2 separate regions of the Mus musculus genome follow, and region 1 is linked to region 2. A link is a loop called in an ENCODE intact Hi-C map of the cell type or tissue named here. Cell type or tissue: heart. All regions are shown on one strand. Each heading gives the region's core, and the rest is flanking DNA. Links, peaks and the distances in the headings are about the cores only.

Evidence for each region. Peaks named below come from ENCODE experiments on the same cell type or tissue, not always from the same donor. Only the 100,000 strongest peaks of a DNase experiment are listed, where the experiment ranks them.
Region 1: it touches region 2 in a loop (6-fold over the local background); 6 of 42 quality-filtered maps call a loop at or near these places.

The regions. Positions count from the first base shown.
Region 1 is chr1:171,279,798-171,287,068 of GRCm38, reverse strand. Ppox (protoporphyrinogen oxidase) reads left to right here and starts at 5,883. Exons shown (of 13, transcript NM_008911.2): 1 at 5,883-6,196; 2 at 6,301-6,395; 3 at 6,547-6,681; 4 at 6,814-6,929; 5 at 7,068-7,200. The coding sequence starts at 6,309. Usp21 (ubiquitin specific peptidase 21) reads left to right here. Exons shown (of 13, transcript NM_013919.4): 2 at 99-719; 3 at 1,468-1,527; 4 at 1,694-1,814; 5 at 2,031-2,142; 6 at 2,333-2,491; 7 at 3,043-3,107; 8 at 3,328-3,431; 9 at 3,628-3,714; 10 at 3,976-4,054; 11 at 4,267-4,374; 12 at 4,458-4,572; 13 at 4,767-5,120. The coding sequence starts at 120. The coding sequence ends at 4,857. In heart, for the core only: a CTCF peak has its summit at 5,215 (motif pointing right); DNase peaks (open chromatin) are centred at 3,398, 4,548, 5,808 and 6,608; H3K4me3 peaks cover 3,085 bases; H3K27ac peaks cover 2,617 bases.
Region 2 is chr1:171,113,253-171,123,952 of GRCm38, reverse strand. It overlaps Cfap126 (cilia and flagella associated protein 126), which reads right to left and starts at 908. Exons shown (of 5, transcript NM_001379426.1): 1 at 760-908. The coding sequence starts at 786. In heart, for the core only: a CTCF peak has its summit at 5,512 (motif pointing left); a DNase peak (open chromatin) is centred at 5,342; H3K27ac peaks cover 296 bases.

The DNA of each region.
Region 1 (7,271 bases), core at 3,272-7,271, 160 kb before region 2:
GTTATATGTACCCTCGGTACATGAAGAAGACAGCTTGCATGATCGCCTGTATCTTCTCTCCCTTCCTAATTCAAACGCTGACTCTCTTTTCTCCTCAGGTCCAGCCTGTGGTGCCCACAATGCCCCAGGCTTCTGAGCACCGCCTGGGCCGGACTCGAGAGCCACCTGTCAATGTACAGCCCCGAGTGGGAGCCAAGATACCATTTCCTCCCCGGGCACGCAGCAAGGAGCGCCGAAACCCAGTTCCTGGGCCAAACTCCATGTTACGACCTTTGCCTCCCAGGCCAGGTCCCCCAGATGAAAGGCTCAAGAAACTGGAGCTGGGTCGGGGTCGGACCTCAGGCTCTCGTCCTAGAGGTCCCCTTCGAGCAGATCATGGGGTTCCCCTGCCTGGCTCACCGCCCCCAGCTGTGGCTCTGCCTCTCCCATCCCGGACCAACTTAGCCCGTTCCAAGTCTGTGAGCAGTGGGGACTTGCGTCCAATGGGGATTGCCTTGGGAGGGCACCGTGGCGCTGGCGAGCTAGGGGCTGCACTGAGCCGCTTGGCACTCCGGCCTGAGCCACCCACTTTGAGACGTAGTACTTCTCTCCGGCGTCTTGGGGGCTTCCCTGGCCCCCCTACCCTGCTCAGCATACGGACAGAGCCCCCTACTTCCCATGGCTCCTTCCACATGATATCTGCCCGGCCTTCTGAGCCTTTCTACTCTGATGACAAGATGGTGAGGACTTGACAGCACACGTGGTCTCTCCCATGCTCATGTTCCTCTTGCCTTCAACTTTGTCATACTATGGCTTTCCTGTGTTCCCTTCTCTGAGTCCCTTTGTCAACTCCTCATTACACCAGTGGATTCTTGTCTTTTCTGAGACCTTCTAGATCTTATTTTGGGTTGTATGTGATTCTCCAACTTGGTGTGCCATTCTAGTCCCTAGGGAATTAGCCCGACTATTTAGAATTCTTCCTTGGGTCCTTAGGCACTCTCTTTTAAGGCAACATCTCTCCTAGGACTGGGCCTAGACCTAATTAATCCCTGGAGCTGCGGAGGGGCGGAGTCAAGAGCACCTGTGCTGGTGTGGTTCCCCATTTCCCGAGCTAACTGAGCTAGGCTGCTTGCAGTTGGAGCCAGCAGGAGAGGGTGCAAGAAGGGGCCACGGGGGCAGGAGGGGGATTTGGGGGCAGTAAAGTGGGGGCGGGGAGCAGCTGGGCAACCATGCCAGTGCTTGGGGAGTTGCCTCAGGAGCTGCAGCGCCGGCTAGCTTGGCAGCGGAGTAAATGGGGACTTGGTGTGACAGCCATGGCTGAGTCTGTGGTACACTCAGCTGTGATGGGCTTACTACTCATGACCAGTGAGGTAGGATGACCAGTGAGGGGAACAGGGTAGAACTGGGGCACGAGTTGGGTTGGGGAGACATTCAGCAGCATGCTATTGAAAGCGCCAGGTAGAATATGACTGTCCTCTGACTTTCTAGGCTCACCACACACTGCTTCTGGGCTCTGGTCATGTTGGCCTCCGAAATCTAGGAAATACAGTAAGAGCCACTTTCCTGTCCTTCTCTGTAAAAGGGATGTGAGATGGTGTTGGGGGTGGAGACAGGCACAGACCCAGGAGAGGCATGCCGGAGAGCAGGAAGCGCTCTCAGTCCTGCTGGGCACCGGTCTGCAAAGGTAACAGCAGTGTCCCCACCGCTTCCCCAGTGCTTCCTGAATGCCGTGCTACAGTGTTTGAGCAGCACAAGGCCTCTTCGAGACTTCTGTCTGCGAAGGGACTTCCGGCAAGAGGTGCCCGGAGGAGGCCGAGCCCAGGAACTCACAGAAGGTGGGCAACAACTCCCGATCCTTCTGTTCTCTCTCCCCCAACCCCTTCAGTTCTATCCTCCCAATTCCCATGGCTCCCAGCCCTTCAAGCTGGCAGTTACATCCGTTTTCCCCAGTTTGTTCCTTCCTAGAGATTTTCTAGCCACAGAAGCTCCTCCCGCCTGCCTGCTCTCCTAGACATTAGCATTGAATCCCTTCCCCACTGTCAAACCAACAGCCTTTGCAGATGTGATTGGTGCCCTCTGGCACCCTGACTCCTGTGAAGCTGTGAATCCCACCCGATTCCGGGCTGTCTTCCAGAAATACGTCCCTTCCTTCTCTGGATACAGGTGGGGAAACTGAGAGAATGGGATTTCTCTCTGGCTCCGGTTGGGGGCGGGGACAAGCTGAGGCTCTGGCAGCAGTGTTGTAAGCCTTGAGATTTCCTACACTGAGGAAACGGGAACCCACATTTGGGCAGGGGGTACTGTGTGGACCACGAGGGGATGGATCAGATGCCCATATTCTGTCTGGCTGTAGCCAGCAGGATGCCCAAGAGTTCCTGAAGCTCCTCATGGAGCGGTTGCACCTTGAGATCAACCGACGAGGGCGCCGGGCACCGCCAATCTTGGCCAGCGGACCAGTTCCCTCTCCACCTTGCCGAGGAGGAGGGGCTCTGCATGAAGAACCTGAGTTGAGGTAAGGGTTGTTCCCCCTTGCTCCTCTCCGCAGTACTTCTATCAGCTTTCAGTTATCACGGAACTGAGCTAACCGAAACTGAAATGTAGGGCCTAGGAGAGACCCTTTAGCACAGGAAAAAAAAAAAAAAAAAAAAAAAAAAAAGAAGGAAGGAAGGAAGGGAGGAAGATGGGAAAGTACATATAGAGGCAGAAAATAGAGTCAGAGATGCACTGAGCTGGGGAAGGAGAGAACGTCTACAATCAAATATATCAAAGAGCTTGTAGAGGAAGATGGCCCTGTGTATATGTGTGTGTGTTTATATATATACATACATATATATGCATGTGTATATATACACATACATATATAAATGTATATGTATGTGTGTCCTTTCATCTTGGATTTCCCCAGAAAGTTCCCAGGGGCATTGCTTACTCCTTTGACTAGGAATTTAGGGAAGGAGCTGGTATGTGGACAGGGACCAGGGTTCCGTGGATAATTTCCGTGGTTGGGGCCGCCCAGTACTATAGCTGTCTCACAGGTTGCTCCCTTCCCTTGCTCTGTGGCAGTGATGATGACCGAGCCAACTTAATGTGGAAGCGCTACCTGGAGCGAGAAGACAGCAAGATTGTGGGTGGGTATGCAGTGGGGCAACACAGTGGGAGCTGGGGCTCGGGAGAAGGAAGCATGGGGGCAAGGCCAGATGCCAAGGATGTAAAATGCTGTGTGGCGCTGAGTGGCAGTGCTGTATTAGAAAGGCAGGTCAGAGGCACGGGGAGAACACCAACTGTTCTAGGAGAGTGAGCACTTTAGGCATCTGACGGTAACTTCTTCTGCCTTTTGCTTCTACCTAGACCTGTTTGTGGGCCAGTTGAAAAGTTGCCTCAAGTGCCAGGCCTGTGGGTATCGCTCCACGACCTTCGAGGTTTTTTGTGACCTGTCCCTGCCCATCCCCAAGGTGGGATTCCAGTAGATTCCAGGGGTGGATGGAACAGGGGTTCTGTGACCCACCCCTCCGCACTCCTAAGTGTGGGTGGGAACTGTGTGGGTCTCTAAAGCAGAATTAAAGCCTGGATTTAAAAAAAAAAAAAAAGGATTTTTTTAAAAAAAGGAAACTCAGAACATGCTGACCCTCACTTCCCCTTTCCCCCTAGAAAGGATTTGCTGGGGGCAAAGTGTCTTTGCGGGATTGCTTCAGCCTTTTCACCAAGGAGGAAGAGCTAGAGTCGGAGAATGCCCCAGTATGTGGGACTTTAATGGGGGAGACCTGGGAGGGTCTGTCTGGATAAAGGGAAATGCATGTCTCCTTGATTTGGGAATAACAGTTACTTGTCTGGGTGTGTGTTAGGGGTCTCCGGTATGTCCTCGTATACCTAGGTTATGGGGGGGGGAGGGGCAAAGCAATGAGAAACATAACTAAATTTATGTGTAAGTTGGGGGTGTCANGAAAAAGCAACTTAGGTGAGGGCACCCTGACCTAACACTATTTGCTGTTTATTTAGGTGTGTGACCGATGTCGGCAGAAAACCCGAAGTACCAAAAAGTTGACAGTACAAAGATTCCCCCGAATCCTCGTGCTCCATATCCTAATCTTCACGTTCTTATTTCTCTTAGGGTATCTCCCATACAGTGTCTCCTCGCCTTCGTTTGAGTTTCCCTTAGGGAAAACCTGCCACCCTGACTTTCTTTGCCACCTTTCAGGATGTGTTGGGGGAATGGAGGGTACTGAATTTATTACTGCAGTCCCCCCTAGAGACCCTTAGCCTCCCCAGTGCTCCTTAACCAGGGCTTAGATCTGAACCGATTTTCCACCTCCCGAGGCTCCATCAAGAAAAGTTCAGTAGGTGTAGACTTCCCACTGCAGAGACTAAGCCTAGGGGACTTTGCCAGCGACAAAGCGGGTGAGTCTGGCAGGGAACCTCCTAAAGAATCTTCAGGAGGGAGACACAACTGGGTGTGGAAACTGATGTTATTTAACCCGCAGGAAGCCCTGTCTACCAGCTGTATGCCCTTTGCAACCACTCGGGTAGTGTCCACTATGGCCACTACACAGCCCTGTGCCGGTGCCAGACTGGTTGGCATGTCTACAATGACTCCCGGTGAGAATAGCCTCTTGTTCAACTCCTGCCCCCTCCCACCGCCCCCCCCCCAGCTCCGAAAAGATAAGTTCCTGACAAAGGATAGGTGGAGAGTCTCTCCTGATCTCCACCTGGCTACTCTGAGTCTTGTGGGATGGAGGGGGAATCTACAAGAATGACCACTGACCACAGCCGTGTCCCGTTTCTCTTCTCAGCGTTTCCCCTGTCAGTGAAAATCAGGTGGCATCCAGTGAGGGCTACGTGCTGTTCTACCAATTGATGCAGGAACCACTTCGGTGCCTGTGACACCATCTTGAAGCCCTGGCACCTGTGAAAACCTTCCCAACACCCTTAAGCCCCCAGTTACCTCACAGACGTCTATTTTTGTGTCTTTTTAATCGGGGAGGGGAGGAGGGTTGGTTGTAGCTCCCGTTATTTTTTTTATTAAGAAGTACCCTTCCGCCTTGTTTTCCTGTCCCATGTACAGAAACCACCAGACCCTTGACCATGTACAGCCCCCAGAACCTCTGCAATCTCACTTTTTTGTGAATAAATTTATTAAGAAAAAAGTGATGTTCATGTTTGTATTTGTGGATAAGAGGGAATGGATATCTAGAATTTTGGTTCAATTGGAGCCTTTCTGGGCCCCAATTCTGTCTCTGGACAGGTGGGGGCGCTCTCACAACAGAAGGAAAAGAACAGGGATTGAGCTGGCCCCAGCCTTGGACCCAAACACTGAGTTTAGTGGAACTAGGCAGACAAACCCTGAGACCTGTGAAGTTGCGGGAAAGCCTGAAACTAGAGTGCAGGCATTGGCACGCCGGTTTTTCCTGAGAGGGGTACTGCCCCTCGAGGGCAAGGCATCCAAGAACCCCTGTTGACAAACACTGGTACCGTTGCCGGGCGGCCCTTGCTCCCGTAGGCCCTGTCTGTTGCTAACATCAAGGAGCTGTTTATGGAGCCTTCTCCCCACGGACTGGCCTCCAAGTGTCTCTCTCTTTCTCCCTAACTAAAGCTCGTGGGGCTCTCCCACCTCCAGGGTTTTCACCACAGACCTGGGAAGCTTGAGCTGGGGAATGCTCAAGGATTTCGCTGTCCTGTCCCTGGGGAAGGCAGTGCCGGTTACTGCAACTAACTCCGATTAGGACACGAACAGGTTAACCCGCTCCACGGAACTGACTCCGAAAGCGGCTGTTGCTCCTCTGGTAGCGTCACTGCCAATATGGTGTTTTCATTGGTGAATGTATCCAGAGCTCACCAATCCAGAACCCGCACTCCAAGACCCTCCAATCAAGAAGCAAGAAAGTGAAACGCAGTCACGCAGGCCGCCAGAAAGGAATCGACGGAGAGTCGGAGGGACCCTAAAAGTTAGGGGCGGGGATACCAGACTTGAACCTGCTCACCCCTGAGGCTGGAAAAACCGAGTGCTGTAGAATTCTGGCCTCCGAAGGGTTTGTGCTGGGGAGATAGCGTGGGCGTGGCCCTTATCTGCACACGGACAGGATGGACTGCTCCTAGGGCCTCTATCAGTCACTCACTTTCTCGGGTTCCCCCTATCTCGTGGGTAAGTTCTGGCTTCAGAACGAAGACCTTACTCTTCCACCAGCACGTACACGCGCGCCCTGCATTAGTTGCTCATAAATCAGTAAGTGTCCAGAAGTGGGGTATGGGACCAGTGGGGGTTTCTGCAGTTGTAAAACAGAGTGCTCCCCTGCCCCGTTCTCCTGGGGTATCTCGACCTTTTCCCAGGCCTTACGATGGGCCGGACTGTGATAGTACTTGGCGGAGGTATCAGTGGATTGGCCGCAAGTTATCATCTGATCCGAGGCCCCAGTCCTCCTAAGGTGAGTCCCCACTAGTACCAGAGAAAGACTCATTTAATACTCTTGATATTTCTAGCAAAAGCTGCATAGATTTTTGTTCCGTGAAATATGCACTTCCCCCGACCCCCAGTCCCTTTGCCCTGTGGCGACAGTGCTTCACTTTTGGCGCCAGGTGATCTTAGTGGAGGGCAGCAAGCGTTTGGGAGGATGGATCCGCTCAATCCGAGGATCAGATGGTGCGATCTTTGAACTTGGACCTCGAGGGATTAGGCCGGCTGGAGCCCTGGGAGCCCGGACCCTGCTCCTGGTGAGCGTCTTGTGGAATGTGTAGGACAGGTAGTGGAGGAGAGTTCTCCAAAGGGACGGAGTTGCAGAGAGGAAAAACGTTGGGTCAGTTTTTCCTTAGTTTCTCCTCTTCCTGAGGGCTTGTGGAGAACAGGTTTCTGAACTTGGCTTGGAGTCTGAAGTCTTGCCTGTCCGAGGGGATCACCCAGCTGCCCAGAACAGGTTCCTGTATGTAGGCGGTACCCTGCACCCTCTACCCTCCGGCCTCAGGTAACACCTCACTATTACACACACCCCCCTTTCGCTCCCTGTCAGGCCTTCCAGCCACAGGGGGTCTAATGGCTGAAAAGAACCCTCTGAAAGGTGAATCTGGGAGTTTTCTTTTCAACCATGCCTTCCTCCATGCAGGGGGCTACTCCGTCCTTCACCCCCCTTCTCAAAACCTCTGTTTTGGGCTGGGCTGAGGGAGTTGCTGAAGCCCAGGGGCAAAGAGCCTGATGAAACTGTGCACAGTTTTGCCCAGCGCCGCCTTGGACCTGAGGTGACATTGCTCAGAGGTGGTCTCAAACCTCTTCCCCTCCTGTTGCTGAGTCTCTAACTCAGACTTAACCC
Region 2 (10,700 bases), core at 3,498-7,497:
CTTTGTGGTCCAGTCTGGGATAGGTAGGTAGTAGCAAAACCTTACCTGTCTACCTACTCACACACATACACATAAACGAAGAAAAAGAACAACACTAAACTGGGAATACTAAAGAAGGAAAATATTTTCTCCAAAGGAACTCCAAAAATGTGTAGGCAATATTTTGTTTCTTTTCTTACTACAAGACTCTGGCTGGCCTGGAACTCTCTATGTAGACCAGGCTGGCCTCGAACCATCAGTGACTATTTTGTGTCCTTGTTTTCATTCTCTCTCTCTCTCTCTCTCTCTCTCTCTCTCTCTCTCTCTCTCTCTCTCTCTCTCTCTTTCTCTCTCTCTCTGTGTGTGTGTGGAGGGGGAGGGGTTCTCTTGAAGCTCAGGTTAGCCTTGGACTCAGTATGTAGCCCCAGAATGCCTTGAACACCCATCCTCCTGCCTCGGGGACCACTGGGGAGCATCTCTACCCCTATATTTTGAATTTTTCTGAAACAAATTAGTGCTAACTTTCATATAAATAGATATGACTTTGTCACTTGACTTACAAAGCCTAAACTGCTTACTCTGGCCTGTACAAATAAAATCACTGCTTCCTGGCTTACGGTCTACAGATTTAACCCAGATCCTCTTTGCTTGTTCCTGGGCCCTCCCACCCATGAGATGAAGCACCGCCTCAACCCAGTCAGAGTCTGATGGGAGCGGGCAGTCAAGGGCAGCATCTGGAACATAAACTCAAATGTAAAAGGGTGACGAGCAAGCGCTTACCTGGTTGGCACTGTAGTTAGTGGCCATGATCCAGTGCTGTTTACACTTGTTGCCTGGCAACTGCAGAAGGCCAGCCTTCTGGGAGTTACTCCCGGTCAGCAGGGGTTGGGCTACATTCTGTGGTTTACACTACCCTCTTCCTTTCTCTCTGAAACGTAGGTTCATTTTCATTTTAGAGTATAGAGGCCCAAACAAACATGAGAAAATGAACTGAGAAGTAGCCATGGATACCTTGAACACCCCGTCCTCCTGCCTCTGCTTCCAAAATCCCAGGACCACTGAGCAGGACCGCTGCATTTGCCTCAGTTACTATACTTTGCATGTGTCCAAAACAAATCAGGGATAACTGTCATGTAAATAGCTGTTTCCCCAACATAGTTAAGTCTGCTTCAGAATTTCCAGGTTGTCTTTGAATGACATCTTCAACTATTTAAACAAACTTTGAGACCCCCCAACCCCCGTGAGCTGAGTGTGTGAGACACTGTGGTATAATGAACTAAGCCTAACCCCTCATCCATCACACACTGTAGTGATGGCCTGCTTTGTACACTGAAGAATAAGGTGAATGAAATGTTCACAGTGGGAATTGGGCGCTGCCAAGATGCTGCTCACAGGATAACAAAGGCACACTGCTTAGGAAGCAACCAACTGGTTTGTTCCCAAAAGGAAATATATGTCTTATCCTTGGTCCTTAAGTGACTCCTGTCTCCTCCATCCCCCTACAGTCACAGGACCCAAGATATAGCTTCATAGTGTTGGTTAGGATATGGCAAATCAGAACGTAGGGTGGGAAACTGAGTAGGTACCAGGGCCTGAGCCTATTAGCTATAAAACCAAGGAACCCTGAGAGACTCATTGAAATTTCTGTTAAGTCCATCTACTCATCTATTGGGGTGTTAGAACTAAAGAGGGCTTGTCAGTTACAAAGTCTTAAGTTTTAAAAAAAGGAAAAAACCCAAGTTGTCCAAAGATACTTAAGAGCCAGATATGGCTGTGCACGCCTGTAATCCCAGTATCCAGGAAGTGGAGGCAGGAGGATCTCAAGTTCAAGACCAGCCTTGGCTATGTAGTAGGATCCTGTCTCCAAAAAACAGGGAAGGGACTCATGAGGCCCCCCCTCCTTCCTGGAGCTATGGAGGCGTTAACTGTTGCTGGGGGAGGGGCTCACAAGGCCCCGCCCTTTATGTTAATAGTTCTGGAGAGGGCAGGATCTTCTTTTCAGTGTTGTAACCAGCCACACTGGTAGGTGGTCCATGCTCCTGGGAATAACCTCCCACGTGTGCAAGCATCTCTGAGCTCAGACACACACACACACACACACACACACACACACACACACACTCAAACACGAAAGCATGGTGACGCCTCTAACCTCAGAACTTGGAGGAGTCAGACCTCTAAATGTGAGCCAACCAGGTTTACATAGTAAGTTCCAGGCCAGTCAGGGATGCATAGAAAGGCCTTATCTCAACAACCAAACAACAAGAACAAAAGTCCACGTGAAGTGAGAAGAGGGTATAGGGGGAAGCAGGTGGGGTCCACTGGGAGGGGGAGGGGCATAAGAGGGTGAACGCAATCAGAATCCTACATGAATGAAAATGTCACAATGAAACCCATTATTCTATAGATCATAGGTGCTGGTTTGAAGGAAGGACGTGGGGTGGGGAAGGGATCTGGGGAGATGGCTCAGTGACTGGGAGTGCTCTCTGCTCATCCAGTAGAGCCAAGCTGGCTTTCCCAGTGCCCATGGCTCTCAGCCTCTGTAACCACAGCTATGTGGAATCTGACGCCCTCTTCTGAAACAGCTACCTCAACTCACACATATGATTTAAAAACAAATTGTTTCTTTCAAGAAAGCAAGCTGCATGTGGTTGTTTATACCTGCAATCCAAGCCTTTGGGATGCTGAAGCAGGAGGATGGCTCCAAGTTTGGGTTACTTGAGGCTGCCTCCAAAATTCAGTGGGGAGATAATTGCTAGTTCTTTTTTCCCCTAAAATGTTTCTCCTATCCAACCCAGCATAATGATACTCCTGACCCTTCCAGATAATGGGTTAAGAACAGCTCTTATTACAGGCTCTGACAGTTCACAGCTGGGTAATGTGACATAGGCCAGCAGCCCCGTGTGCTCTGTCCCTGTGGTTCTCATTACTCTCTAGAGTGATGGAGGACACAGGAGTTATTTTAGGATCAAGGGCTGTCTCTGCTCTCGAACATCCATTTTGCCCACAAGAGGCAAAGTGACAGCTCTGTAGCCATGGCTTCTCTGGGAACTGCTGTCTTCGTTAACTATCAAGGCAGTTTTTCCTCAGCTCTGTGGACAGTGTGTGAACTCAGACCTAAGTGAGGACAACCATTAATGTCCATCCTGGAGCCAAATTATCTGGGTGAAATTCTGACTGTGCTTGGAAAATGAGGCCTTAGAAAAGTTCATCAGCCCGGGCTTTAGCGACCTTGCATGAGAAATGTAGACTGTCCTACTTCAGAGCATTAACTGTGCTAACATGGCCTGTAGGCACTTCATGCAAAGAGGGCTCAAGAATTTTACTGGCTTAAGAGTGCCTGGGGTGGGGATGGGAGGTGAATGTGAGGTGCACACTTTTCATCCCAAAAATTGGGAGCCAGAGCTGGTGGATCTCTGAGTTTGAGGTCAGCCTGCTCTACATAGTGAGTTCCCGGTCAGCTGTGGCTACACAGTCTTAATGTGTCTCAAAACAACAACAAAAAGAGAATCCAGAGGTGATCAGCAAGATGGCTCAGTGGGTTAAAAAACTACTTCCCTGAGAAGCCTGATGGCCTGAGTATTGTCCCAGAACCCACGTGACAAAGCCAACTGTACCTGTAAGCCACACACTCCTCTACCTAGACAGATGTGCAAGATAGTGCCCACCTGGGCTGGAGAGATGGCTCAGCTTCATCCTCTCCCTCTCCCTCTCCCTCTCCCTCTCCCTCTCCCTCTCCCTCTCCCTCTCCCTCTCCCTCTCCCTCTCCCTCTCCCTCTCCCTCTCCCTCTCCCTCTCCCTCTCCCTCTCCCTCTCCCTCTCCCTCTCCCTCTCCCTCTCTTCCCCCTCTCTCTCCTCCCTCTCCCTCTCCCTCTCCCTCTCCCTCTCCCTCTCTCTCACTCCCTCTCTCTCACTCCCTCTCTCTCACTCCCTCTCTCTCTCTCTCAACATGTCCAGCAAGCACCTGGATTTCCTCTTGATGTAAATGAAGCATCCCCAGCACCCAGCACCTCAGCCCTAGCCAATAATGTACACTCACCTCAAAAGCCCTACCTACTCTCCAAGATTTATATAACCTTTATTATCCCCAAATAATGAGAGCTGTAACATTGAGGATTTGGGAAGCATACAACACACACACACACACACACACACACACACACACACACACACACACACACACACACACGGCCCTCAAGACAACAGAGTTCCTGTGAACCGACTACAGAGAAAGATTCTGTCTCAAAACAAAACCGTGAAGAAACCATGTATGACGTATGTGTGCTATAGCATGCGCTAGTGTAGAGGACTTCTTTTAATAACCACGTGTGCGCCACTGAAGGTGCGCATCTCATCTGCTCTGCGTGCTGAACACAGAAACTTCTCCCGAAGACACGGCAGCAATGCCTCTGCGCATGCGTCACTTGGCATGTGGGCATGTCTGTAGCATACATTAGGAAATAAGGTTGTGGAATCAAAGAGTCAGATTTGGGAAACTGCTTTTCACAGACATTCATTTCGTCCTTGAACCAGTTCTGAAAGTCTCCTAGCAGATCTGGGATGGAACTTAGTAGAGTAGTTGTGTCGTGTGTTCATGTGGAGCCCTGGTTTCAAATCCAGCACCTCAGAAAACAAAGAAAACAGAACCCACACACTCAGATGAGTCAAGCAAGTTTGGGGCAGACACCAAAAGCTTAGCTCTCCAAATAGCACAAGCATTATGTACTGTGGTTTATCTAATTCACCATCGGACAAAGTGTGAAGCTTAGACCTCTGCCACTAGACAGGGTCTCTAGACCACACTGGCTCAGTCCCCTATGTAGCTGTGGCCTTCAACTTCTGACTCTCCTGCCTCCACTTCCTGAGTTCTGGAGGCCTAGCTGTCTATCACCATACCACACTTGAAACACGAACTTTTCTTTTTTAAATCTAAGGCTTATATTTTGTGTGGCGATTCTGCACAGGGGCTACGCTGATCTCTGTGTTGTTCTGACTTTAACTGTGTGCTGTGGTCCACACCTGTGATCTAAGCACTTAGAGAAAGTGTGGAACGAGCATTCTTTTTTTTTTATTTTTTATTTTTTGGTTTTTGGAGACAGGGCTTCTCTGTGTAGCTCTGGCTGTCCTGGAACTCACTCTGTAGACCAGGCTGGCCTCGAACTCAGAAATCCACCTGCCTCTGCCTCCCAAGGGCTGGGATTAAAGGCGTGTGCCACCACTGCCCGGCCAGCTTGCACTCTTAATGGCGTAAGCGGTTATTACTCAAGATTTAGGCATCTGTTTCCCTTCTTGGGCTGTTTGACACCAGAACCATTAGATCTGGTGATGTTGTCAAGCCTCCAAGATTTCTCCCAAGTAGCTCCAAGGAGCCCTGCTTGTTACTTCACTGGTTCCGGCGGTAAGTAGGTGTTGGAGTGGAGAGCCGGACTTTGTAGATTCCCCCATACAAGCTGAAAGCAGTTGGTGCATAGTAAGGCCAGAAATGATACAGGACTACAAAGGTAAGTGCTTCCTTGCCAAACGCCTGGGTTCTTTTCTGAGACTACAGCACCCCCTAGTGGAAATTGTTATTATCTCTTCCTTTACTCTCTGTGTGTGTGTGTGTGTGTGTGTGTGTGTGTGTGTGTGTGTGTGAGAGAGAGAGAGAGAGAGAGAGAGAGAGAGGGAGAGAGAAGGAGGAGAAGGAGAAGAAGAAGAAAGAAGACGAAGAAGAAGAAGAAGAAGAAGAAGAAGAAGAAGAAGAAGAAGAAGAAGAAGAAGAAGAAGAAGAAGAAGAAGAAGAAGAAGAAGAAAGAACAAACTAGAATTTTTCTTCAAAACAAAACTGGCCTAGATAGTTTCGCCGAGGATGCCATTAAACCTTCTTTTTCTTTATTCTGTAAGGACCAAGGGTTGAACCCAGGTGTACATGGTGAGCAGCACTCTCTCACTGACATACATTCCCTATCCTTTTAAATCCCTTTTAGAAATTGCTTTTCTTGGACTAATAGGGTGGCTACATGAGTAAAGGCACTCGCCACCAAGCCTGACAACGTGAGTTTGATCCCCAGATCCTTATAACGGCAGGCTAGCCAGGCAACAGTGACCTAGGCCTTAACATCTTACCTAGGCCTAAACATTCCATTTAGGCCTTAATATTTGAGATTGGAATATTTGAGGTCAGCTTGGGTTACACAGTGAGACTGTCTCAATGGGACAAAGAGGATGAGTTTATTTTATATATTTTTTTTGTTGTTGATTGGAAGCAAGAAGTATATGTTTCTTTGGTAACTTTCTTTTTTAAATGCTGGGCTCAGTGGAGGAAGCCTGCAATTCTGTCTCCTCAGGAGTCTGAGGCGGGAAGATGGTAAGCTCAAGGTCTTCCAGAACTAGAGCGCGACTCCAAGGACAGCTGGGACATTAGTGAGATCTTGTCTCAAAATAAAAATATAAGATGGAGTTGAAGATGTTGCATAGTGGTGGAGTGCCTGTCTACATGTGAAAAACCAGGGTTTAATCCTTAGTTGTGTTGTGTGTGTGTGTGTGTGTGTGTGTGTGTGTGTGTGTGTACATAGGACCACTCCCTATTACTGGCTAATCTTCATTGTCAACTTGACTAAATTTAAAATCACCTAGGAGACACACTTCGAGGTGTCTGTAAAGGTCCTGTCAGGGTTAACTGTGAAGAGCAGACCTTGCATGCATGTGGATCACATGGACTGAAGGCCTATACTGAATTCAATGGAAAACGCTGCCTGCCTGCCTGCCTGCCTGCCTGCCTGCCTGCCTGTGTTCTTCTCTTCCACTTCCTGACTGAAGATTCAATGTGACCGGCCACCACACACTCCCGATACCATAACTTCCTCAGCACGGTGGACTGTACTCTTGAACTGTGAACCAAAATACACTCTTCATTTCATAAGTTGCGTTTGTCCGGTACTTTGTCACAGTGATGAGAAAAGTGACTAAGACACAAGCCTGGTGGAATCTTGTACTATTCCAGAACATTGATAGCAAGGAGCCCATCTAGCTTTAAAAAGTAAATATAAAACCAAACAGGTCCTCATATGGAGTTCCAGGACATCCAGGACTAAAGAGAGAGAGACCCTCAACAACAACAACAAAACCTAAATAAATAAACAAACAAATGACATTTAAAGAACTCCAAAAGTGGGAGACAAGTGGGAGCCCATCATGTGCCGGCTATGTACTGGGCTTTGTAGCAACACCCTATAGGGATAGCTTGTCTCTACTCCAAAATCAAAATCAGTGACACTTGAGTTAGGAAGACTTGGAGACTCAAGATTGATGATAGCTTGAGGTGCTGGAATTTTCTGGAACTGTTCATTCACGTGACTGGAAATTACACCGGTTGTAAGATATACTTCACTGGTAAATTGTCACATATTGTTTGAGATCTCTAGGGACTGGTTCTGGAGCTGAGATTGTCCATTTCCTCTATTTCAGACCCCAGCATGCTTGTCAAAGTGACCTCCAAGACCCCTTATCTGTGAATGGGCTGCCCCACCCTGATTCTGTGACAGGGGAAAACGGGACATTAACTGCATCTTATCTGAGGTTGCAGGAGCAGTCTCGTGTGGCCTCTCAGAAGATATCTTTTAAAAAAAATGAATTTTACTTAGTTATTTTGCTATCAGGGCATTTTAATTAGCATGTTCAGGATGGTGGGTTCTAAGTGTATCCCAAGACAATGAAGAGGAAGGTGTGTCACCTTGTATAATGAAACCGGTGACATTTCCTCTTTAGTCAGTTTCTCCCAAGGAGGAGATATAGGCTACGTTGCTCAAGTGAGTACACAGAAATAGCATAATAAAGGGTAATGACTGGAAGCTATTCAGTGACTTCAGTTAAGTGTCTGGTCTTACTCTTTTGAGACATCCGTACCCACCCTCAGGTTTGTAATGTGTTTCCTGCATTTTCCTAAGCTGCTCTCTATCTTTCAGTATTTGTCCTTAAATCTGTATTAAACAAGGTGGCATCTACACCTACAATGAAAACCGGTACTCAGGAGGTTAAGTGCCAGTACTTGCCGTCTCTCCGGCTCCTGAAGAACACTTCTGACAAACTTTACACAAGAAGGTTAAGAGAAAGAGAGACTAGGGAAAGAAAAAGGCATACTTAAGTGTGCGTAAGGGCTCCTCGAGGGAGAGCCATAAATGAGTATTTTCACACGAGACATATATACCTAAAGTTGTATCTCAAAAGCTTGCTTAGAAGCACAGGTTTATTGAGTGATTCTAGAGAAATCAATAGGGTTGCTCAGAGGGCATCTGGAGAAAGTCCTGGGAACACTGCCTCTTCACAAATGGAAGGGTTGTAACGCCTTAAGTAAGTGTTGCTAATTGTGCTTTGTAGTCTGATACTTTGTAGTTTCAAGAATAAAAAGGAAAGGGAGCCACATTATGGTTAGACTACTTCCTGTTCATTAGCGGTGTGGAGCTCTTTGGGGCAAGTTTAATCTTTGCCCACAGGATATCTAATTTCTTCTTGTTTCTTCTTTGCAGACAACTACTTAGCAAATACTTAATCTTTCCCGCAACACACCTTGACCAACAGCAACCAACCAACAACCCACCCCATCACTCGGGACCCTAGCATTTATAGACCCTCTGGAAAGTCCTCAAATTCCAAATGTCACACAATTGCAGAAACTATCTGCAGTTGGCAAAAAACGTGCCTCTGCTAGAGCACTAAGCAAATCAGAGTCAGCTGCTGTGGACAGAATGAAGCAGCCCCATATCCCATACGTGGGATTAAACAAAAATATATTCTTATAATATTTCTGTGGTTTTTAAATAAACCAAAATTTCAAAATTGTCACTACACTGCATTATCCTTATTATTATTATTATTATTATTATTATTATTATTAAAGATAGGTTTCTCTATGTAGTCCTGTAGACCAGGCCTTGAACTCAGGCTTGATCCACCTGTCTCAGCCTTCTGAGTGATTGCAGTGGTACACCCCGAGACACACACACACACACACACACACACACACACACACACACACACACACCCCAATCCCCTCCCACAGCTCTGGCTATCTTGGAACTCATTTTATAGACCAAGTTGGCCTCTGCCTCTCAAGTGCTGGGATTAAAGATGTCCACTGGCTCTGTAGAACAGATTTTAAGTCAGTGGTTCTCAGCCTTCCTAATACTGCAATCCTTTAATACAGTCCCTCATGCTGTGATGACCCCTAACCATCAAATTATTTTCATTGCTACTTCATAACTGTGATTTTGCTGTTATGAATAATAATATAAATGAATATCAGATATTCAGAATATCTGATATGAGACTCCTGTGAAAGGGTCATTGGATCTCCAAAGGGGTCTTGACTTACAGGTTGAAAACCACTCTAAGAAAGAATTTGTGACATTGATGTAAATGTTTGGACCTAGGTCCATCACTTAATAGAATGGGATCACAAGCAGGTCTATTCTTTTCTTGATGCATAACATTTTGATGATGGTGGTTATCTCCTAAGGTGATTACAAGGATCTGTAGCCTGCTACAAAATAATGGGAAACGAGCAATTATGATTTCAGAGTTCCCATTAGTGAATTGAAGATTCTGAAAGTTACTTAATGAAAGATAACCTTCCCAAGTTAACTGCTGAACTGTTGAGCTAGGGCGGGATTGAGGAGGGGGAGGGTTAGGCTGGAGCGACGGGAACTCTTGGAAGGAAAGGGAAAGTACCCATTTCCCTTGCGGGGTCTTTGGAGCCTCTTGGCCACAGCCCCTGCTGCAGAGAGGACCTACCCTTTCTCTGCTCCGCTCTCCTCCCGCAAGTGCGTGGCCCGGGAGAGTCACATCCGGTCCCACTGTCCAGAAATGAGCTCAACCCACAACCCCCCTTTCCGTGACTCACGCCTGAGTACCGGGAAAGCGCTACTGGGACCGTGAGACCGGGCATGAAGGCGGGGCGACCAGGAGACGAGGAGGGACAGGCTGCGTCCGGGAGAAGGAACCGGAAGCTGAGGATGGGCCGAGTGGCCTGCAAGTCCCCAGATCCGCACTTTGGTCTCATGCTGTCAAGAAACGCTTCGCAAGCCAGGCCAGCCCCAAACTTGTCTGAGAAACCACTACTACGTACCACGTCCCTCTGTTTTCGATTGGCTCCCTTCATAACCAGTGGTTGTAACCACTAATTTGCTTTCCTTCTGTTAGATGGGTTTATCTGCATAAACCGGCCTCAGTAAATCTCCCATCTCAAGGTCTGTGTTCCATGTTATGTGTATTATTTGTACATTGTACAAAACGAGGATTATTTAGGCCAAAGGTCCAGTATCAGGTGCTGCGGTGTTGTTAGTTCTCTGGAAGGGACCTCGTGGGGATAGAGGAGACATGCAGGGATATCCAGCGATCGGGAAACCAGAAGGAATTCAGGGGCCAAACTTTTTTTATTATTATTATTTTATTTATTTATTTTGTTTTTTCGAGACAGGGTTTCTCTGTGCTCAGTCTGTAGACCAGCCTGGCCTCGAATCCATCTGCCTCTGCCTCCCGAGTGCTAGGATTTAAGGTGTGTGCCACCACTGCCTGACATTTTTTTTTTTAAATAGCAACTTTATCTCAAGAAATACATTCATGATGTAGCTTACTCTGCCCTACTTTTATTTTTTATTTTTAATTTAATGTGTATGGTTGTTTTGCCTGCACGTATATGTCTTTGCACCAAACTGAGTGCCTGGTGCTAGGGAGGCCAGAAGAGG